3 separate regions of the Mus musculus genome follow, and all the other regions are linked to region 2. The links are chromatin loops, found by intact Hi-C in ENCODE. Cell type or tissue: heart. All regions are shown on one strand.

Evidence for each region. A loop is a pair of places that touch in the nucleus more often than their neighbours do. Peaks named below come from ENCODE experiments on the same cell type or tissue, not always from the same donor. Only the 100,000 strongest peaks of a DNase experiment are listed, where the experiment ranks them.
Region 1: a loop joins it to region 2, with 2.2 times the contacts of the local background. A loop is called at or near these places in 2 of 42 quality-filtered maps.
Region 3: a loop joins it to region 2, with 9 times the contacts of the local background. A loop is called at or near these places in 14 of 42 quality-filtered maps.

Annotation. Positions count from the first base shown.
Region 1 is chr13:103,266,504-103,274,503 of GRCm38, reverse strand. All of the region lies in intron 1 of Mast4 (microtubule associated serine/threonine kinase family member 4), which reads left to right. Among named protein-coding and RNA genes, the nearest start is that of Mast4, 64 kb to the left of the region's middle. In heart, no CTCF peak of the experiment used is centred here; a DNase peak (open chromatin) is centred at 3,443; H3K4me3 peaks cover 270 bases; H3K27ac peaks cover 517 bases.
Region 2 is chr13:103,329,521-103,337,520 of GRCm38, reverse strand. It overlaps Mast4 (microtubule associated serine/threonine kinase family member 4), which reads left to right and starts at 3,029. Exons shown (of 29, transcript NM_175171.3): 1 at 3,029-3,685. The coding sequence starts at 3,329. In heart, a CTCF peak has its summit at 3,531; DNase peaks (open chromatin) are centred at 2,990 and 3,620; H3K4me3 peaks cover 2,783 bases; H3K27ac peaks cover 1,669 bases; H3K27me3 peaks cover 2,460 bases.
Region 3 is chr13:103,170,511-103,178,510 of GRCm38, reverse strand. It overlaps Mast4 (microtubule associated serine/threonine kinase family member 4), which reads left to right. Exons shown (of 29, transcript NM_175171.3): 2 at 6,955-7,108. Among named protein-coding and RNA genes, the nearest start is that of Gm30050, 77 kb to the right of the region's middle. In heart, a CTCF peak has its summit at 4,547 (motif pointing left); DNase peaks (open chromatin) are centred at 3,890 and 4,540.

The DNA.
Region 1 (8,000 bases), 63 kb after region 2:
GCCCATATGTCTTACTTTGCCTTGTAGTATCAAATTTTTCTCTATTTCATCTATTTATTTATTTTTGCAGTCATAGAGCAAATGTTTATTCACTGTATTTCTGAGAAGATTCAATAAAAATAAGAAACATGAAAGAAATGTTCAGAGCTTGTGTAAATTATTTCTTCTTCATAGACTGACTGTTGGTCAGGTGAATAAAATATCTGTTTTGGCCTTCTAGTAATGGCCAAATCCAGTCACCATTTATCGTTGTTTGGATGTCTAACCTAAATCAATAGCCTATCTAGTTCACTGGGTGACAAGGATAGATAAAAATTATCATTGTTTTAACAGAGGACACTGTCTTATCACCAAAGAGAATGTCTCCGGAGTCTTGAATCCTTTAGCAATCTGCAAACCAATCTCCACTGGACAATACCCAGAGACCCTTTAACATTCTAATTGTACCCTCATAGAATAAACATCACACTGCCTCATCTTGCAGGGAGAAGAAATTGCATATTCCTTATTAATATGCTGATACCCCATTTCCTCCCTATCGAGTAGCAATATTTTTTTTCGTCAGCCTTTTACAACCGAAAGTGAAATCAGTAGTTGTGGTATAATTCCCCATATACATTTTCCGTTAATCGGATTTTGCCTCCACAAATGCATAGTCCTGAATGGAAGATGCATGTGTGAGCACCGTCAGCAAGGGCAGTGTGAGTCCCATACGGTGGGGGCTGGGGGCTGGGGGCTGGGGGCTGGGGGCTGCTGCTTCTTTCTCTAGGTCCTTCCTTTCTGCTTGCCGCTTTTTATTCTCTTTAACTATGGGTGTGGATGGTGAATGCACCTTGGTTACTGATAGTATCTGGGTTCTTTACTTCTAATCCAGTGTGATAACATTTAGACATGGACTAGAAAAAGGAACACGCTTACAACAGGTCTGGGGGTACAAAGGCAGAAAGGAAAGAAAGAATGCACAATATTGAGGCAGGCCCTCATTGTCTTCTGCAGTGTTCTGCCAGGCATGTGCTTGTGTTGAACTAAAGGATGGCTGTCCACATAGCTTATTTGGTGGACACCAGAGATCTTTAGACGGTCTGTCCTCCAGGGCCAGGTGGCTTGCTAATGCCCCTTCAGCAGGAGCTGATAACCTCCGAGAACACGGCACGGACTAGAAAGATCAAGCATCAAATGGGAACTGAGGAGTTTAGCTTCTCGGTTTTACTTTTCTCAAGTTTTCGTCAGGAAGCTTTATATACATAAGCTAGATGCTGCATGTGGTTTCAGGCACCGTTGAGAACACACCCTAGATTGTCAAGCTGAGCCTTCTAGATTGGCCTGTCTATACTAAAAGGGACTGCAGCTCCCACTTGGGAAGAAGTGTCACAAAGACCAGCCTATTTCCAACCAAGTTTTATGTAAGCCCGCCTGTTAATTATAGAACTGCGGTGGGACTCCCCCCCGCTTCATGCCTTTCAAATCAATATCAAATTAAAGCTAAGCAAAGTGGAATCGCCAAGGCAACAACTGGCATATAGTCTCTCAAGTAATATGTGGTACTGAGAAGGAGAGTGAGTTACCTGTGTTGTTGAATGGAATGCCGAGAAAAGCTGTGTTTTCTAAGATAAACATTCCGAGCCTGCAGGGTGTGGTGGGAAAGGCCCTTCTGTCTCTCAGGTCCAGCACTTGTCTCTTCACAGGTGCATTCATTCAGTGACTTTTGAATGGCCTATAAGTGCTGGGCACTGTGCCCTGGTGTAGGGATGCTGCGGAGAAGTTGGTCCTCATCACAGTGGGAAGATGTTTCTGGTTGACAGCTGAGAAGTAAGCAGCAGCGAGGCCAGAGGATGCGGTTTCGGATCTGTTGACTGTTAATTGCCGTTGGTACCCGCCCACCTACCTAATGAGACAGGGACTGTGTGTACACAAACTCTGACGTGCCTTTTCACGTGGGACGTTGAGTGGAGGTTTGGGGTTAAATGCTTTCTAGCCCATAAGGAAAGCCAAACCACATTTCCCTTTAAGGATTCTGTGTTAGGGGAGCTTAGCTTCAAGTATTCCCAATAAGTCATGACTTAGAATTACATGGTTCGTGTTTCTTTTTTTATGGAATTTAGAGATGCAAAAGAAGACGTCTTTATGAGGAGTTTATAGCGTGACAAGAGGACAAAAGCTACGTCAATGTAGCTGTTGCTGCCTAGGACAGACTCCACTAAAGGTGTCAGGAAGCGAGGGAATAAATGCCCGAGAGCATAGGCATTTCTTTTGGGTCTTCTACAGTAAGACATTTTCTGGTAGGGGAGTGGTGGTGGAGACCCCTTTGGCACGTAGAAGGGTGTCTGAGAATATCACAGAGGTAGGCTACATTCTCCACATGGCTCATGGGTAGCGGTCATTAAGAGATGAGCTGCCCCTAGGAATGAGCCTCTCTATTCTGCAAAACTGGAACATGCGTTGTAGAATGAGTGTGCACCTCATCTCGAGGCTGGCTACGACTCACCCACAGACGATGTGAGCTTCCCTAGTGAGTGACACTGTGCTGTCTGCAGCTCCGTGATGCTAGTGATAAGGGAAGAGTGAACTCCTGACCACGACCCAGACGAGCTTTCTGTTGCAGAACCAAATGTTTTCATGGCTTTGGGGGGAGATTTTAAATTTTTTGGTGATTAAACTTTTTGGGGGAGCTAGCACATATTTTAGGAGCATTATTTATGTGCAGATAATTATCTTGCTAATGATGAAAATATTAAATGCTATAATTCAGACTTTTCATTAATGGAGGTTGGATTTTCCAGCCCTTCTATGATTTTTCTCTAGTTACTTTAATTTAAGATTGTATCTTCTTAAAAGCTTGATTTCTTTCAGAAGCAGAGACGTAGAGCCAGACTCTCAATACTCTTGTCCTACTGAAATGTGCAAGATCCTATGCTACCACCCAGTCAGTCCATTTCTGTTTTTGAAAATGCGTTGTTTTTAGGGAGATTGCTACCAAAGATGATTGTTTCCTCTTGGGAGTCCGTCAGTTATCAGTAACACAAAGGTCAGGGAGGATTGGATTCAGTGGCCGTGTGAACACAGCGGGGCTGTTTCTCCACATGGGAAGAGGCAGGAGGTAGCAGTTTGAGGCTGCTATGGCACTTGGTCGTGCCTTGTGGGAGTTGGGTTCTTTTGGCATTCTCACTGAGTCATCCCCCCCCCCCCGCCCCGTCACGATAAGATGGCACTCGCACTGTGGCATCTGCATTCCAGGAGTGGTGAAGCAGCTCTGTGCTTGGCATAAAACTTTTGAACTCATGTCACTGGCAAGGCATGGCTTGTGAACACTCAATGCAGAGGAGTCCCAGGAAGATGGCGATTCTGTTTTCCTTTTTTGGCCTGGGCATGTTGTTATTTTTAAATATATCTGGACTCTGCTATCGAGATAAGGAAAAAGGCAGTTGGCAATCAGCTCTAGGGTCTGCTGTAACACTTGGGCCAAGGACTTTCCAAAATGCCTGCGAGAGGATTTGCCATATCAGCTTTGAGACGAAGCAGAGAACATTCTGTCCAACAAGAGGAAGACCAAAGCAGAAAATTCAAGGAAAACCAAAGGAAACTCTTGCATTTGCCCTTAATAACTGGGAAAGGGATATAGGGCACAGAGGCATTTCTTAATAATTCTAAATGGAGGCGTATTCTGCAATATGCGGTAATGGTTGACTTGTAGGAGATGAGAGTTTTGATTTTGAGAGAGGAGAAAAATGTAGTAGCACTTTGTTATATGCCTTCTTTTTTTGTGTGTGTACCCCAAAATACATGTTATAGATGCTCACAAAGCCAAAGGGAACTATGGATTATATAGCTACGAGATTAATTCTCTAGTGATTTTAGTTAAAATAGAGAGGTTTGCAGCATACCAATGTTCCCAGTAGCTAGTATAGCAGTAAGCACAGCCCTGGTTTTGTTTTTCTGCTTTTGTTTTTGTGATAGCACTTTTCTACATAGGACACCCCGACCTCAAGCTTGAGGTCACCCTGCCTCTCAGCCTCCTGAATGTTGGGATTACAGACATGCACATGAGATTAATACTTTGTATGGTTTTAGTGGTGTTTTTACTTAGTTGTATTAGAAATACTTTTTGTTAATCTTTTATTCTCCTTCCTGGAGTCATCTGAATTATAATTTTTATTAAACATTTGTAGTTTTGAGATTGTAATAGAATTACACCATTTCTTCCTTCCCTCCCTACAAATATTCCCATTACCCACCCCTTGCTCTCTTTCAAATTTATGGTCTCTTTTTCCTCGATTGATATCTATATGTCTATATCTCTAGCTATATATAGCACGACATTGCTAAAAGCATAAATAGAACCTGCTCCGTATATACCATGTAACTTGTACATATGTGATTTCAGGGCTGACCATTTGGTGTTGAATAACTGATTCATGTGCCCTTCCTAGGGAAGACTGTTTCTCCTGCTCTCAGCAGTCCTTCATTGCATGCAGTTTCTTTGTCTAAGGCTGAGGCCTTCTGACCTCTTCCCTTTCCACATTAGCATGCCTAGTGGTATCCTGCTTGGTCAGGCTATGTTGAGGCAGCCATGCTGGTCAGGTTTCGGGGGTGTCCCTTCTGATATTTCTAGGAGGCACAATCTCGCAACAAATTCCCTGATCCTCTGGCTCTTTCAATCTTTCCCTCTTCCAGAAAATGATTCCTGAGCCTTAGTTTGCAGGAGTTGTGTCATAGTTGGGACTGGGATCCACAAATCTGCATTTGGATCAGCTGTGGTCTTCCGTAATGGTGTCTCTCCATCCTAAAGAGACATGTCCTTGCTGAGGGGGTAGCTACACTTACCTGTGGGTACAAGGACATAGAGTTAGAATGCAGTTAGGGGTTGTGCGACGTTAGTAAAGTGGCCGTTGTAGGTTCTCTTCCAAGAGCCATGACTTCACTAACCCTGAGTAAGTAGTTAGGTTTCTACTGCCTGGCGTGACTTCCCTCCTGTTAAGCAGATCTTCCGTGTAATCAGAGATTACGGACCTAATACGGACCAAGCACTCCTCTAGATTCTAAATGTAAAATTGTGAAAACGAGAACTCTACACCCACAATATCCACTCTGAGAGCATTGACTGTGTTCCTCACAATCTGATCATGGGATTATTTACATAAAAATACAGACTGGGCTACTCTTACTCCCCTTGCATTTATTTTCCTGTCCTTGGGGGCTCTGTCTGTGGGCTGTACTTTGGACATAATAATTAGGCGGCAGTCTTCAGTTTCTCAAGCAGAACGTAGGCGATCAAGATGTGGGGAGAGCAGAGACTTCTCTTCAGAGTCTGTCACATCATTTCATTTTGAGCTCTCTATTTCACACTTCCATCATGTGAAGTCCCACAGCGTCCTTTTCTTTTCTAATTAAATACTGTAATGCAGCCAAGGATTTTCGTTTACTTAGGTATTTCTTAACGTGCTCAAGCGCTCTTAATACGCCACACTTAGGGCATGTAAGGAGCTTATTCTAAAGTCGAAGGGACAGTGTCATTTTAAAAGAGCTATAGCTTAGAAATTAGAGCGCTGAGCATGCTGGCTGCTTTTTATTGCTTCCATCTGTTGAACGATAATGAAAAGAAGAAATTAAGAACAAATCTAGGCTGTGACCATAGATGGTTTAGCTACAGTGTGTGCAAAAACAAACAAAACCCCAAACAACACCACAATAACAAAATGGTGATTCAGTAGAGATATTTATTTAGTTGTGGAGTATTTGATGGCTTTGATGTCTCTTTGCTGAGTTCTTTGCATTGCGCATGAGTTACTTGCTCCTGTACACTTTTTAGTACCTTTAGGGTAAATCAGCAAGAAAAAACAGTCCTATCTTTGAAATTTGAGTGGCCCTCTATTCATGGAGGTCACAGTTTCAGGTTAATCAGTAGTCATTCCTTCCCTCCCTCAGGACTTACCTCATGCCACCTTGATATCTCAGGGACTGAACAGGACAGATTAACAGTTCTGCCACCCGAGAGCTTGAAATCTACAACTCGATTTTGAGATCGGTTCTAACTTTATAGGACACAGTGGTCTCAAGCTTGAGGTGATCCTACCTCAACATCCTGAGTGCTGGAGTTACAGACATGGACCTGCACGTGAGGTTGGCACTTCATATTTTTATGGGCACCTAATATGCATCACTCCTGTAGACTGTGAATATTAAGTAGGGAAGACCAAAACTCTGTACTCAGAATATGCACTCTACAGCACATAATCCCAGTTGACGACACTGGGATGATTTACTTAAAAATACTGTTTGGATTATTCTTTCTCCCCTTCCCCATGAAAGTCATGATTCTGTTAGTAGAATGAGATAGAGAAGGTTAAGGGACATTGGAGGTGATGGGACCAGTTGCTGGTTTTGAAGGTCACTTATTGGTAGTCTTTGCAAATGTGACATCTGACCAGAAGAAAGGAGGGAAGGAGAAAAGGTGTTTGAGGAACACGAATAGAACGTGCAGAGCCCTGGAATGATAGAGCGTCTGACCTCTGAGCTGTGCAAGGAGTGTCTATCTTGGAGGTAACTGTGGCAGGAGAATAGTGAGCAAGGGACAGAGAGGCAGGTGAGCTCAGAGAAGTGAAGAGGCAGGACCCCTGGGCCAGTTAAGAGCTTTGTATGCTGAGTGAAGAGACAGAACAATGGACAGTTTCGACAAAGGAGGAGTGGGTGATGTTCTTAGCTGGTGGTGCTGAGATCACCGACTCCTGTGCTGAGAATAGATTGTGGTGAGTCAAGGGGAAGGAGGAGGAGACCCCCGTGGGAAGACTGCAGGGGGTGGTAAGTGAGGATGGTCAGGGTGGGGGCTATCAAAAGTGGCGAGGGACAGTTGTCAGGACGGGGCTGTCAGAGCTGGTGAGGGACAGCTGCAGCCTGAGTGTGTTATGACTTCTCTGATCCAGGATATGCAAGATGGAGTAAGAAGAGTATGTTATGTTTACAGGTATGTGGACGATTGCTTTGGAGAAAGGGATAAAAGCCAGGAATTTAGTTTTGTGCATGTTAACTCAATACATCCGAGATGGACATTTATAGCTAAGCAATGAGTTCTAAGAGTGTGAGCCTACGGAGGGCCTACAAGTGTTATTTGGAAGCCACTGGCATCAGAAAGGTTTCTTACTTACTTTCCTCATTGCTCCAGATAAAGTATTTGAGTAAAGCACCTCCCAGAAAGCTTCACTCTGCTTAGTTTGCGTTCACAGTCCATCATGACAGTGGTGTGGAGCTTGAGACAGCTACTCACAAAGAGTCAGGAAACAGAGGCTCATGGATGTCACTGCTCAGCTTGCTTCTGTTCTCTCTTTCTTTAAAAAATTTTTGAGCTGGTCATAGTGGCGCACGCCTTTAATCCCAGCACTCGGGAGGCAGAGGCAGGCGGATTTCTGAGTTCGAGGCCAGCCTGGTCTACAAAGTGAGTTGCAGGACAGCCAGAGCTACACAGAGAAACCCTGTCTCGAAACAAACAAACAAACAAACAAACAAGAAAAACCAAAAAACAATTTTCTATCTGTGAGTGACTGTGTGTGTCTGCTCATACATGTGCATGTGCAAATGCTTATGGAGACCGTATGAGGGCATTGGATCGTCTGGAGCTGAAGTTGTAGGTGGTTGTGAGCTGTCTGATGTGGGTGCTGGGAATCAAACTGTTTTTCTGCAAGAGCAGCAAGTGCTTGTGAGCACTCTTCCATCTCTCCCGCTCCTGTTTGTTACCTCCCTTTCATCCTTGGACATCCGTTCACGGGATGATGCTGTTCATAGGGTGGGTCCACACTTCCTCTAGTCCTCTCTGGAATCACCGTCACAGATACACTCAGACGCGTATGACCTGGGTGGTAACAAATCCAGTCCAATTGATACTGAGCAGGAAAGCACCAATGAGACCAGATGAGGTCACAGAGGCAGTGTGATTGGACGTGGAAAAGAAGGTGTGTTCCAAAGGAGAGAGGAACCCAAGGACCCAAAACAGAAACAGGTGAACACAGAAT
Region 2 (8,000 bases):
GTGTGTGTGTGTGTGTGCTTTCCCTCTCCTCAGGCCCCAAAGTATCAAACACTGGAGACATTTTTGAAACATTCTTTTGGAGATAGTCATAGAGGAAGGAACTTATATTTCAATAAGATAGGAAGGAATTTATATTTCAATAAGATAGGAAGGAATTTATATTTCAATAAGATAGGAAGGAATTTATATTTCAATAAGATAGGAAAATTGCAGGACTTAGACATGTAAACTGACCTGGGTCCAGCAGTTTATCCATATCCAAGGATTTGCCTCTGTGCCTGATTGGGGTAATTTCGGGGAACCATTTTGACCTTCTGACCCTCTTCTATTGATAGTCGTGTGGTGTTGAGTTTGTCCGGTTCTTATCTGGAAACTCAGCTTAAACTATAGTCGTCATCCTTCTCAGACACACGTGGTCAAGTGTGATGATAGAGTGTGCTTTATTGAAGAGGGTGAATCCCACTTAGTAACTCACAACTGTCTTGGTTATTTTTGGACAAATTCAATAAAAATTTCAGGCTGCATTGTTTATAAACAAAGGCATTAAATCACAAACTGGCTTTTTTTTTTTTTTTGCATCTGTGTGCATATATGTGTACCACAATTTGCAATGTAAAATGTATTTATTTGGGATCAGTGTTTGTAATTTTAACAAATAGTATTTAGTACTTGACTTAGAAAAGGACAGGTTTAGAACATGAATACTGTTTAGTTTTGAATCTTGGCTCTAACACTTGCTAGCTGTGTTAACATTAGGTTTCAGTATTTCACAGATGTAATACAAGACCAAAAAAAAAATGTCACTACCTTATTGGATCAACACAAGGATTGAGTATATAATAGCTTTTGCACAGTGCTTAAAATGTTGCCTGGCACATAGTGTCATATAAATGTTTGTGAGTTAAAAAAAAAATGTGACCAAAGGGAAATTTTTTTTTTGCATAATGAACCAAGGCGACAATATTCCTTTTCCGTGGTTATTTATAGTCTAGTAGTCACATATGTGTATCCTTGATTAAAAAACTGTTCTGAGAGGCAGACTTCAGAGTACCAACCACAGAGCCACTGCTCACTTGCTGTGTGACCTTTGACCAGCTCTTTGGCCTGTGTCTTCATCCCTAAAGTATTTCATTCGGTTTCTGCCAGGACTCTGAGGCCTTTAGCGCAGGAGAGCCCTGGCTCTAGGAACTGCCATTTTTTTAGCTGTTAGGATTCAAACCATGTCCTTGTTGCACCCTTCCCGAACTGAGAAGGCAATCCCTCCTCTTCTTTGATGTGAATGGCTTGCTTAAATCTTTATTTCAGTTCCCCTGTGCTGAATCAACCACATAGGGGCTCAGATAAAGGCCAGTACTCTAAGGAGGGAAGTCATTGTGAAGCCCAGGGGGTGGATTCAGGCCGCCCCACTGTGCGCTCTTCAGCCTCTACATTGCCACTTAGCTAAGTCTCCTGAATGTCCTTTTACCTCAGCAGGTCTTCCCTTCCCTTTGGATCATTCTGAAGTGTCACAATGCAACTCTGACAGCTATCCACAGCCAGAGGGTCACATCCTACAGCTTCCCTCTTCAGAGGCAGTCGGAAAGTATTCAGGACAAAGCCGCCTGTCCAGACTAGATGAGCACCCCCCCCCCCGCCCCCATTATCACTTGTAAATACTAAGGTAGCATAAAAGGGCTCATTAGCCAACGGGGCTTTCAACTCCAGTCCTTTTCTCAAGGACCCTTGGCAGACCTGTTCTGACAGAGAGAAATGTAAAATTCTGGAGGACTCCTCGGCTTGAAGATCTGCAATGGCTTCGGTGTAATTCTTCCCCTCTTCTCCCACGGCACATTGTAGCACTTACCAGAGCTTTTAAACATGAATAATGAGGCGGTATTATGCAATATCAATCTCTCCCCCGACCACAAGCTCCTCAAGGGCAGGAGACCTGCCGTATTCATCTTTGTATCCCCTGCAACCAACTGGCACACATCTCAATCAACGTCTGTGGAATGGAAGCTGGCTGAATTTATACCTCGGGTCACGGTGTGGAGCTCAGACGGGTCTGGAGCTGAAGGCAAGTAGGACTCATTTATTTCTCGCTGCCTAACTCCGCACTGGCTTCCCAGCAGATCCAAGACACCACAAAGGTTAAGGTGATTATTCTGTTGGTGCTTTGGTGGAAGCTCTTTCTCCTTGTTCTTATAGGAAAGGAAAAATGAGGCCCCAGGTCGGCCGCGTTGTGCCTATGCAGGGCTAGAGAAAGCCAGTTAGGAATGTCCCTTAGCCCAGCGGCAGAACCGCAAAGAGCTGCTAAGACCGTTCTGATAAAGCCTGGTCCTAAACACAGAGCATCAGCTGTTTCCTTCCTTTGTCACAAGCGCGTGTCTTTGACTTAACTTTAGTTTCTAAGCAGAAATACAGAAAAATCATCTTTGGAGACCTTGGCTTGTGTCCAAGCCGGGAACTCTGCTGACACTTTATTTTGCTCTATCTAGTCTTATTGCCAGACAACATCGGTGTTGACGCTTCCCTTTACAATTTGAGGAAACTGAGGCCCAAGAGGTTTATCCAGAAAGAGGCTTGGAGATGGGCTGCGTTTGGATCCCCTCTCTCCACCCACCACGGACTTCGCTCTCTGCACACGGGTGGGAGCGTGAGTTTGCGCGTGACTGGCCGCGCGCTTCCGTTTTCACGCGAATCCTCCCGCCTAATTTCCCCGATTTCACTTTTTGGAGACTAAAAGTCCGGTTCTCCAAGGTCTCGCCTCACTCAGCCATCTCCCACCCACGTCCCAAGGACAGACGGCCACTCCCCCACCCATTTCTGAGTCCCAGACCGAGTTAAGTCCGCGGACTCCGCGTCGGCCCTGTGGATCCCCGCGCCGTGGGGCTGCCCCGCGCACCCAGAGCTCCCGCGGGATCGGGTGGCCCGCTCCTGGCCCCACCTCCCCTACCTGACGCCCGCGCGGCCAGCGGCTCCGCAGCCTCCGCCCACCAGCGCGCCTGCGCTGCCATTGGCTCCGCGGGCTGCCCGTCTCCTCCGCTCCGTCCCGGAGGCAGGTTTAGCGGGAGAAGCCGCAGTCCCGGCGGCTCGGGCGCAGCGCGGAGCGCCGATCGCGGTGGGCATGGCCCCGCGCGCGGGAGTCCATGTCAGCAGCCGAGCCACGGCGGCAGTGAACTTGGCGACGCGCTCCTGTGGTCCAACCTCTGTCATGTAGTCGCCGGCGGCGCTCCCCGCAGCCCGGGAGCCGCAGCGCGATCCAGACACAGCAGAGCAGCCGGGGCTTCTTCGGGAGGCGCCGAGCGCACCGCCACCCCTCGGACGGCACTTTGGGCCGAAAAGGGACATGGGGGAGAAAGTTTCCGAGGCGCCTGAGCCCGTGCCCCGGGGCTGCAGCGGACACGGCGCCCGGACCCTAGTCTCTTCGGCGGCAGCCGTGTCCTCGGAGGGCGCTTCCTCAGCGGAGTCATCCTCTGGCTCGGAAACTCTGTCGGAGGAAGGGGAGCCCAGCCGCTTCTCCTGCAGGTCGCAGCCGCCGCGGCCGCCGGGCGGCGCCCTGGGAACCCGGCTACCCGCCGCGTGGGCTCCCGCGCGCGTGGCTCTGGAGCGTGGAGTCCCTACCCTGCCGCTGCCGCACCCGGGAGGAGCGGTGCTGCCGGTGCCCCAGGTCAGCAGCGCATCCCAAGAGGAGCAGGATGAAGAGGTGGGCTCAGTCTGTCCCATCCCACACCCTCCAGGTCCCGGCTGTAGGGGCCCTTTAGGTCCCTTTGCGTGCGCGCTGGTGTCTTGGAGAGGGGAGGGAACTAAAGGTGCTCTGCTACAGCCTGGGATAGTGACTGTCAGGAGACTCTGTGGGTCCTTGACTTCTAGTGGTTGTCCTCGCGCGCTTGTCTACATGGGCTACCCGACCGTGTGCTTTGGAAGTGTCACTGAGCCGATCGATCCCTTCATGTCTGTATCTGCTTGGGTCCTTAGCTATTGAATGTGATCTGAAAGCTTGGCTTGTCCCCACAACTCATATCCAGATTCTTAGACGTGGGAATCGCTAATCACTGCGGTCTTGGATGGAGCGGGAGACCTGGAGCGTTTGACGCTGGTGGGAGTGGTGACTGTGGAGTTGCTTCTTGGGGTGTCAGAGACCAGAATACGCTGGAGTCGCCCGTGGGTGGTTTTGGTGGTCGCTTCACCTTTCATCCTGGGGAAGAGGAAGATTCCCCATGCTAAGCCTATCGCGCCGGCTCCTATTTGGACTCAGTGTCCAGAGGAGCGCTGTCACCAATCTGGATAGGATGTGTCTTGTTCAGAGGACTTTGTCTAGCCTCATTTCTTCGAAGGCTGTGCATCCAAAAATTATCGGTCTCTTCCTGACACACCGAGTTTTGTAATCCACTAGGTTGCTATCTCTGGTTTTCTTCTCACCCCCGCCCCCCTCCGCCCCTTTCCCCTCTTACTTTGGAAGACAGGAAAGGAAGATTCTCCAAGTCTTTAAGATTGTTTGCTTTGGACATCTCTTGTGGGAGAAATCATCTTGATCAGACAGGACCATAAATAAAACATGACCCTAGCGTAGTCTTCCGTGTGAAATTAATTCCGCCGTGCCAGACTGGTATTTCCCCGGTCTCTGCTGGGATTAGCAGTAGGAAACAATTGCCTTTGTCCTTAGAAGAAGTAAACAGAGCCCGGGGTCCTGGCTTTAGCCCCCTGGGCATCTAGCCTGGAAGTAGAGGCCGGATCTTGCAGAGGCAAGTTCTAGCCAAGCAAAGATGGAAGGAGCCTTGGCTGGTGGTTGGCCAAATCTCTGGCCATGATCCTTTTCTGGATGCTGTGGGAGTTCAGGGATCTCGGCAGGTGCCTGGAACTCTGCTTTCTAGAACTCTTTGGCTCCTGAGTTGTGAGACCTGGATGCATTTCCTTCCTTAGAAGTTCACTTCTGTAGTTAAAAGTGGAGAGTTTCAAGGTTAAGTTCATTCCAACACGAGTGCTGTTTCTGGCCTGGAATTTTGGGTAGCTCTAAGTTCCAGATTGAGTTAAGTCATAGTCCAGGAGTTTGCTGAACATCACACTCACCCTAGGAGCTGGCAGAGAGTAGTGCTGTCTCCTGGGTACATCTCCTTTTGATGTAGCATGTTGGCTCTGGGTAACTGGCTGTCCTAGTCTAACGATTCTGTATAGCTAACATGGCATTCACAAGGTCTTGAAGATGTGGGGGATGGGGGTGGGTAAGTTCTCATTCTTGGTCCTGATTGTATAGCTGACTTATCACCTCACCCCAGAGTGACAGTGTCTTACTTTCTCTGAAGTGGATATAATGATATCTTATTTTCCAGGCAAGGCAGTGAAGGTTGGTTGATTGAAACTTACTCTGTGCTTCCGAGTTGAGTGGCCAAGTGGTTTGGGTCATTGTTTTTGAAAGTTCAGATTTGGATGCCAACAGACAGGGCTGAAATTTGTGGCACGAATTAGCCTACCAGGGGATGATGGGGCACAGTCTTGACTGGCCCGGGAAATTTTGAGGCAAAACCCGAAGAAAGTCATGTGACTCCCTGACCCCAGCAGCAGAAAGGGTTAAAACTTAAAACTTGATGAGGGGGTGTAAAAGCTCCTGGACACACCCTGGTACTGATGTGGCACACTGCATGGAATTGTGGGATTGTGATTTTTGTGGAATTTCGGCTTTGAGGAATTAACAAAAACTCTTGCCCTTTTCCGTAGGAAAAGCACACACTAAATTACTGTGCCAGAAGGTTCAGGAATGACAGACTGAAAAACACCCCCGTTCATGGAAATACCTGGGGTTGACTTCTGGTTCTGTCACATTGATCATGTGTGCTTACAGGCCATTTGACTTCTGTCAGCCTCAGTTTTCTCACTTCCTAAATGGGAGTAATAGCAATAGCACTAGAGACATTCTGTATACACCTGTACACATCATCTGATTTAGTCTCAGCATAGCAGCTGATATTGTGCACCAAGTATCAGCGAACATTAACTTTTATGTTTATTGCTTATAAAATATGGTGAAATCGAACTTCAAATTTGGGTTGACTTGTTATTTCATTAATGTGTAACTCACACACTGTCTACTTCGAGAGAATCCGAGCTCTTATTCCCGTTCTTAAAAGATTTATTATTTTTAAATAATGTGTATGCTTGTGCACACGAGAGCAAGTGCTGTTGGGAGTCCAGAGAGGGCACGGGAACCCCTGGAGCTGGAGTTACAAGGAGCTGTAAGCCACCTGATGTGCATGCTAGGCACTGAACTCTGGCCCTCTGCAGGAGCAGTAGTTGCTCTTAACTGCTAAGGCGTTTGTTTCTCTTGCCCTCAGCTTACTCCCCCTTTCCTGAAATAAGTTGGGATTCTTTCTCTTCATCTTAGGACAAGTTGTGACAAATCACCTGGTGACAAATCACCTGGTGATCGTTTTTAGTTATACTGTAGCAAGGGCCCAGACTATAAAACATTAAAAAGCTTAAGAGCAACTCACAGTGTGACAAGACATTCATTTCTATTTTAAAATTGCTGTGTAGCTTGGGAGATTAATTTTTTCCCCAAAGAATTTTTAAAAATATCAACTCACTGTATTTGTTTTTCAAATGCAAGGAAATTCTGGTTCTAGCGTATTACTCCAGTGCTATTTTTGTTTGATAACTTTGTTAAAGTTGTTTTGAAGGTCACAGTGTTTATCTGTCTCATAGTCTGTCTCACACGTAAACATAAAGTCTTATACACTTCAGTCAGACCTGTGGACCTTGGTGTTCTAAAAATGAAAATGTTGAATGTTGTCATTGAGAGAGTTCTAAAATTTTAATTTGCCTTTATTATCCTATGGTGTGGGGATAAAATCTACAGTCTTACATGCACTGGGCAAGCATTTATCACTGAGCTACAGACCAAATGGTTTTGTACTTAAAACCATGAGATTCAGCACTGATGGGTGACTTTGTTTTGTTTAAGGCAAAGAAATAAGCAAGCAAAGAAACCCACCCCAGTATTTGCCTTGTGTCTTGGCTGCCAGTCTGTAGATGTGGGGTTCTCTATGTTGAGGGATGGCACACTGAATTTCTGATGAACATCGTAATTTGGAGGACTTACCTCCCTGACGTTTATGCAATTTGCCCTTTCACCTAGTCACCTGAGTCCATCAGGAAAACATAGATATTTACGATATGATTCATAACAGTAGCAAAATTACAGTTGTGAAGTAACAATGAAAATGACTATGGTTGGGGGCACCACAGCATAAGAAACTGTATTGAGAGGTCGAAGGACTAGGCAGGTGAGAACCAAAGCTCTAAGGGCGTCTCTTTCTCACAGTACCTTATGATCCCAGTGGGGTCACCATTTGGTAGCTGGTGGTGGATAAGTTCAGACAGCAGGAATTTTAACCTTGGGATGCCTAGCACCCACTTCTAGTAAATGAATGGGAACTTAGTAAACAGATGGTCAACGAATTCGCAAAGCAATGTGAATTCTGAAAACTAGTCTCTGAAACTACTGATGTGTTTGATTGAGGGTGACTGTGTGCCCATTTGTTTTGTCTGTTGTGAAATAGGATGCATAAGTCTCTTGACCCCTATGCTATTAAAACAAATAGGCAAACAAAAACCTTGTGGCTGAGAAAAGAGGTATTATGACGTGTGTGTGTGTGTGTGTGTGTGTGTGTGTACAATTAACAAAGTCAAACCAGGGACACTTGATAATTCACTGTGAGTATTAGAATCAGAAACTTCCAGAGACACTGTAAACTCAGAATGGCCCGAAGGAACTCTGTAGCTAAAGAGCTTGCCAACTTACTGCATGTTAGCTGGTTGTATTCTGCTATACCAAGGGACTTATGCTATTGACAAAAATTGAGAAATAGTGTCCCTTATTAACTATAAGCACACTTAGGGGGTGTCTCTAAAGTGTTTTATTAAATGCTGTCTGATTGGAAGGGGTGCCTCTAACATCTTTGAGGGTATTTGTGTTTTGGGGTTCCCCACATAACAGTAATATAATGGATGGGTTTCTGGTTTTT
Region 3 (8,000 bases), 160 kb after region 2:
GTGTTGATCAGGGCCCCGTGGTGTGCATTCCTCCCTTGTACACTCTGGATCCGAGCGGCTAGATTTGGAGGGATGTTGCTTACAGCATCATTAAGTAGAAGCCCGTGTTCTTGGGGGGGATGTAATCCAGACTGATTGTCAGCAAAATCAATTAGCAGACCCAATGCAGTATGGTCAGGACTGTCACTCTCTTGGTGGCCTGACAGGTCAATACTTAGATATTAGAAAGCAGTAAGGGGACCTGGTTTATTCTTTAGGCAGTGCCGTGAATAAGAAGTGTTTTCTTACATACTCTTGAGCGGTACAGAGCAGTGGTGTGACTCTGAGCCATGTGTGTTGCCTGTCAGCTGAGCTGAGCCTTGCAGACAGTGCCAGAGTGCGCACCAGTGTTTTAGGCTATGGACTGCTTGGATGTGTTAGCCCCTTTCATGCCTCAACTACATGTCCTCGTCACCTGACATCTAGTCTTCAGACGGAAGTGGCTTGCCTGGAGCATGGCCCTAGAATTCTGTCCCTGAGCATCTGGAATGGATTCAAGGCTCCTCCCAAACGCTATACCATGGCTGATGACACACACAAGGACAAGAAAATGTGACTTCTTATGAATCAGGCATTCTGTGTCCCATCTATTCTCTCTTAGCCTATACAAACAAAAAAACCAGACAAACCAAAACCAAACCAAACCAAAAAACCCTGAAAACAAACAATCGAAATCAAAGTCCCAGGTAAAGTTGCAGCAGGTTTAATTTCCATGTAGAAATGTTCGCCTGGGTGATAGAAGAGGTGACTTTTGTGAAATGGATTGTAGCTACAGCAAGCACAAATGGTGCCCTTTCTATTTTATCAGATGTTCAGGCGCGAACATGTACGAAAGCTGATAATCCTTACATCCCACTCAGGGGATCAGTATGATTGTTACTAATGTTCTGTGGGTGAAGAAATGATGCATTAAGAGTTAAATACGTTAATAGAGACGCTTATGTGTCAGCTCTGGTCTGAGCACCTAACTGTTGTGGAATTAGTGACAATCCTGCCGTAAACGTCTCTAGCTACAGAAGGCTATTCTGTCAGTTGCTTGTTTGTTCTTTTAAGTGTTGGCTTAAAAGTAAAATCTAACTTTAAAATACAGTAAAGTCGTTCTAAGTTGCCTATTTGATTCTGTATTGAGTGGTGAGGAAGAGAGAGAGAAAGGATAAGTACTTGATGGGAGCTATAAGCAAGGTCTGCGCAGTTTCCTGATTCAGGTATTTTTGTATCTTTGGTTTTGTTTTTTTTTTTTTTAGAATATTTAATACCAAGAAATAGAATGACTGAGCAACGTTTTCATAACCTACATTCCTAGTCAATCCTTTTCTCTGTTTAAAGCACAAAAGAGGACGTTAGCCATGGCTCCATTAGGAATGCAAATGACATTGGTGATACTCTTTGGACTTGTGAACTTTGGCCGTAGGGCACGTGCATTCTGGATGGGTCTTTAAAATGCAAGTGTCACATCTTGGGAATGAATGCAGAATTACAGAAAAGAGGAATGGAGCAGAAAGAGACTCGATTAATGGACACACGTGAGTATGCCAGTAGGGATATAGTTAAAAGGTCGAATAATTCATTATTTAGGAATCACCTTCAGAGATAGCCCTGTCAAAAATTAGCATGCTGGTTTAGAATAAAAAAAAAAAAAAAAAACTCTTATAAAGGATGCCATTTGATATGACCTAAGGCTCTCGCCATACGTGAAATGCTCAATTTTGTCAAAGTACTGGAGATGCCTTGTAAGATTTCAACTTGGTTACATTTGACGTGATTTCTTAGTTTTTCAACGATAAAGGCTCTTTATGGCATGTGTTCTCTATTTTCACTATTATATTTTAACTAAATACTTCTACATATCAGACACTTGTTCATACTAAAAATCTTTCTTTGGTTTCTTTTCTTTTTTTTTAATGAGCCCTGTTGTAAGGGTGAGGCAGAAGAAACAAACTTGCAGAATTTCTTGTTACTCCAACTATAGCTGGGGAAGAATGACAATAAACGAGCATAAAGGATCTCATATGTGCCGTGGCAGCAGATGTATGAAGAAAAGAGAGGGGAAGGACTTAAGTGAGGAGTATAGTAATCTGTGCATTAGCACCGAAGCCTCCCAGGGAGACTGCCCCTCAGGTGGAGCCCTGGACATGGGGGAAGCAAGCTAAGAGTGTCTCCCAGGAGGGAAAAAATGCACAGGAAGATGTTTGCAGCCATTGCAGATCTGCAGAAGAACAATGTGTAATGAGAACAGGGGAGAGTTGGCTGTGTGAGGCAGGTGGAAGGGCCTGGCAGGCCAGTGTGCAGACCCTGAGTTGTTTTGAAGGAGTGTCTGGGAAAGGACTCCAGAAAATCAGCTGGCGCATCTGGCATATGCTTTCAAAGGGACACTGGCTACTCTCCTGCTGTTAGCGAGAAGGCAGAAGGAGCCTTTGGGAGGTTGTTAAAGGAGACGTTGCTATGTCAGGGACAAGGTGGTAGCAGGAGAAATGGTGAAGCGACTGGGACTAGAGCTGTATTGGGAAGGATGAGTTAGCAGACCATACTGTTGGAGTTAGGACTGTTTATAAAGCTTGTGAGCTGATTAGCCAGGGTAAATGAGTTTCTGTCTGTAACTGTAAGCTGAGCTGTCTCTCTGTCTCTTTGTAAGATCCTTGTAATCACACAGAAACCTTGAAGGGAAGAACGGATGTGTCTGGCAGTGCCATGTCTGAAGATCAAGTGGGAGAATGCAGTTAAGTTGGAAGCATGCCGTATGTGTTTGTGGATGGTGAAAGTGTGCACTAGGGAAGTAGGAAGATGGCGCCATGACAGGGGGGGCTCAGCCCAGGAAAATGTGCGTATGGTTGACATCTGCAGATGTGGGAGTGATGGGGAAAGCCAAGGGACCAAAGATGAGATGCTCTCATGAATGTCTTGACCCACTTGTGTTCATCTTTGTTGAAGGCAGGAGCCACAAGTAACCATGATGCATTCTGTTCTTCTCAAGCCTTTTTGCCAGACAGCAATGAGAGACAATTACAGCAAACATAGATGTGAGATTACTACACGAATTGCTTGTGACGAACAGTCACGGGACCTGTGGTTTTGTGAACTTTCCGTCACGACTATAACAGATTTCTCTTCGTCATGCCACCTTGGTTCTCTAAGATGTTTTTGTAGTTCCTGGGACAGGCTTCCAGCAAGAGCAACTGTCCCACTGTGGCATGGAGCAACATGCTCTACCTCTGTATGAATTCTTAATTTAGTAATGGTCAAATGGACCTTTGTCCAGTGTTCTATGGTTCTTCTTTGAAGTAAAGGACTTTGTGAAACTAACATAGGGAATTTTGAGGAAGTCCAGGCACCAGAAATCAGGATTGATTGGCAGATCAAAGAAAGGCATCTCTTCAGATGACCTCTTCAGTACAATGTGTTTATGGCTAGCAGCCTGCTAGGTGACCAAGGAGTGGGATTGGATTCTGTGAGTACCCTGCTGTTTGCTGAAGGAGAGACCCTGGAAGTACCTCAGCCAGTGGCCTTGAGCCTCAGAGTTTTAGGACGTCCTCTGTCTTTAGTTAAACCGGTAGATCACCATCATAGTTGGGGTATAGACTCACTGGAAATCAGGTAAATGGCGATGTTCAAAATGACAGGTCTAATACGTACCATCAGCTCTTGGGTGCGATGAAGTGTTTTTTAAGAGATTGTGAATGTTGGAATCCCTGCAAAAAAATGGAAAATAAAGTGCCAGGCTGCAGTGGGCCATTTTGAAAGGCTTTGATTAATTACTATAGAAAGACTAAAGCCACCAACAATGCAGAAAATCTGGAAAAATGATATGTTTAGAGAGAGCCCTGTTGGGAGCGTGAATTGATAGAGGCCGGAACTGGGATCTTGGAGAGCTGCCCTGTGCTGGTTTTGAGACTTTTCAGCCTTCACTGTTCACTGCCTCGATCTTCCCAGGTTTAAAATAGTAGTCTCCTCTAGAGGCTATGGTTCTGATGGGGGAAAAAAAAACCAAAAACAAGACAAGAGAAAACAAAGCAAAAAATCCAGCCGATGAACTATTAGTTCATGTTTTCATTTCTGTGATGGAGAAGGGGGTTGAGTTTTGTTTTGTTTTTTCTTTTTCACCCTCACTTTCTCATTTAATTTCTTTCTCTTTCTTCCACATGTGTCCCATGTCGTTTGTAACTGTTTGAAAATATATAAGGGAATCGCATAATTCCTGCTTAGGAAAGGCCTCTTTTTTTTTCTTCTACTTTTCCACCCTCTGTTGATTTGCGATATAACACTCTTCCCCAGAGTAATTAATTGCAATTCTGCAAGCCAATGAAAAACGGGCAGCAGCAGCTGATGGACCTTAAACAATAAATATTTGTATTTTATGCAGCTGCCACTAGTAATTAAGAGAAAATAACTAAGTAGAATGGACCCGAACCCGCTCGATTGCTTTGAAGGGGTGGCCACTAATTCTTGGTACATTTATTAGCAGGAGCAAGCATGGAACAGTTTGCTGACTATCTATGGTACATTGCCACCTTGTGGCCACAATTTTCCTAGTCACGGAAAAGAGCAACTTAATAATATTAAGTCTACACGATAGAGCCTTATTTTGTAGTTTCCCCAGCCTTTTCCATAGTGCAAAAGATTGGAGACATTGTGTGAGAGCATATAGATTACAGAGGCATTGAAGAGATTATGTTCTTAGAAGAGGGGTGCGAAAGTATTAATGAGATGTCTGTCTGCAGCTGATACTGGGAGTGGGGGGCTGATGCATGGATGTGGGGTGGAGGAGGAGTGAAAACCATATGGGCAAGGAATAATATTTCTGCCCTGGCAATAGACAAAGGGTGTTTATCCTCTCCCTCAATCTGTTCCATGTTTCCATAGTCACAGGTTTTCTTCTGAAAAATTTTTAATGCAATAACACCACCACCACCACCACCACCACCAATAAATTGGCAGTTTGAAAAAGGGCACATAGGTAAGGGCATACAGTGGTACCAACAATAGGGAACCAGTAATCTCTCTTGTTTGGCAGTCTGACTGCAGGCAGGTTCTGTGTTTTCTAGTCGCTCGTATGTAGCTAACTCTTCAGGTGCTTCATTGTCTGTAGGCTTTAAGGGCAAAACATCTAAGGCTGGGCAGGAGTCTCTCCTTGGAGGCCCCCATAAATGGACATCTATATGATAAACAGCAGCCGGCTGACATCTTCAGATGACTACACCCCCTCCTTTGAAAGGGCTGTTACTTTGAAAAGTGTCCCCTGGAGTCCCTTCCCCTCCTGATTTGGCTTTGATCCTGGAGTCGATGGACTACTCCTTCTTCAGGGTCCTCTCACTGCAAAACCAACTGGCAGTGAGATGCAGCCAAGACCTGAGTGTCTGGGAGTTGCAGATGGTTCTTTTTAAGAAGTGCTTGAGATCCATCACGTGTTGCTAATGAACGCAGTTGAGGTTGGGAGACCGTTCCCATCTTGTGGAACTGATGAAGGTTCAGGCTCAACTATCTAGGGAGGGGACGGCCACTCCCAGGCAGTCGTTTCTTTTCCTGGCAATTTTGAATATACTGTAGCACGCGGACAGCCAAAAGGATGACCCCGTTCTTACTCACTCTCTCCTATAAGAAGATCTGTGATAGTCTTAAAAACAGATCAGAAAATTATATTCCATCTCTTTCTCATGATAGCAAAGTCCGACTACTTTGGTAAAACCGTCCTTAAAACAGCATTTAGCTGTGTTGTCCAAGTATTTCCTGCTTTTATTGTAGGCAGCTGCCCTTTTGTGTGACAGCTGGAATTTAATCACTTAATAGTGATAAGCACATATGTATATGCCCAGGAATATTTTTGTCCTTAATAATATCTCGGCACACACACGGGCGTTTCAGCTCGCAGGTGAGCGTGTAGAAGGTGCGGCTCTCTTCAGGTGCTCTCATGAAAGTGGAGCAGATCTTGACATGAGTGCTTTGACCCAGGGGATTCTTTTGTGGAAAGCTGGCTCTTGAAGTGACTTTGGTTTCTCTGATTCTGTGACAGGCTTTCTTTTTAAGAGCTATACAGTGATATAAGGGTGTATTGATTTCCATTAAGGGCTGCGGTGCTTAGACATTCCTCTCCTGTGCCATGTATGTGTGTGAGCAATATGTGAAATTTGATCTGCTTTTATATAGCAGTATTTCAAAGTGGGGGAATCCACAGAAGGACCTATTTTATATGGGGTTCCAGGCTACATATGTATGCATGTATGTATAATTCACTCAGTTATGAAACAATACCTTCCTATTTGCTCTCTCTGTGTGTATGTGTGTGTGTAGTTGTATGATGTTGAGTGTACGTGTGTGTATGAGGATGCCACAGGTCAACCTCAGGCATTATTTTTTAGGAACTGCACATTCTTACCTCTTTCACTGGTCTGGAACTCTCCAGATAGGTTAGACTCGTTTGCCAGCCAACCCAGGTACCCAATCCAATCCAGGGTTGGGATTACAATCCTGTGCCACCATGCCAAGGTATTTTTATATGGATGCTGGGGAACAAACTTGGGTCCTCATGCTTTCACTGCAGACACTTTGGTGACCAAGCCATCTTCCCAGCTCTTGTTGGGGTCCAATAATAACTATCCCACTGCATTGAAAATTGTGGTCATCATCTACTAAACTTAATCCTATGGCCTGCTGCTCATGTGTTTGTGACCTGCCGTCAAAACCTGGTACTGGGATTTTGCGGCGAGCAATACTGACTCTCAGACAGAAGGTACAAGAATAAAATTTAGAGCTTTCTAAACTTATCAAATTAAAACCAGCGCTGAAGGGAGTGTGTTTAGAGACGGGGATGCACAGAAGAGAGCGTGAGATCCGGTTGTGCTGGGTGTCCCCCGGTTGTACTGGGTGTCTCCTGGTTGTGCTGGGTGTCCCCCAGAGTTGATAGCACTGTCCTTCTCTCCACAGCTTGACCACATACTGTCTCCGCCACCCATGCCGTTTCGGAAATGCAGCAACCCAGATGTGGCCTGCGGCCTCGGAAAATCACTGAAGTACAAGAGACAGCTTAGTGAGGATGGGAAGCAGCTGCGGCGGGGGAGCCTGGGAGGAGCCCTCACAGGTGAGTGAGTTGGGGTGACATGGGTCACAGGTGAGTCGGGGTGATATAGGTCACAGGTGAGTCGGGGTGACATGGGTCACGGGAAGAGGAATTGTGCTTTTCTTACAGGGTTCTGTACAGCCTTGGAGTTCCGTGTGTAAAAGCTTGCCTGTAGACCCTTTTGGAAAGTGTTACTTAAGTCTAGAAAGCAGTTTAAATTAAGAACTTGAGCGGTAAAATTTATGGAATATAGTTTACCTACAATGACCTGGTCGTATTTTGAATATACACAAATGCACTTAGGAAAATTCATATTTTGGTGTAACTACCAGCATGATCAAAATGTAAAAATGTAGGTGGAGACAGACAACAATTCAGACACACACAAACATACATACAGAGACACAGATGCTCACAGTTATATACAGACACATACACAGACACTTAGAGATACACACAGTTAAACACACAGGCACACACAGACATCCATACAAAGGCATAGGTGCCCACAGATGCACACAGACACACACACACACAGACAGACAGACAGACAGACACACACACACACACACACTCCTTGTACATATACTTTCCCTGCAGACGAGATTAATCCTAAATGTTTTGTGTTAACTGGGACATACAGTGTGAATGTTGTATCTGCTCTGTTACTTAGCATACCACTTTAATAATATGTATGTATTATTATATCAATATTACTATTCATAAGAAACTGACAAAGTGCCCAAATACAAACACTTTATACTCCCACCAACAGTAGGTGAGCAGTGTAATTAGTGTGCCTTCTCACCAACCTGTGGTATGGCCAGTCTTTGTAAATTTGGTCATTTTCTTTGTTCTAGAGATTGTAGTTTCCTTTTGAGTTTTCTGTTAGCTTCCTGTTACTCTAACAGGA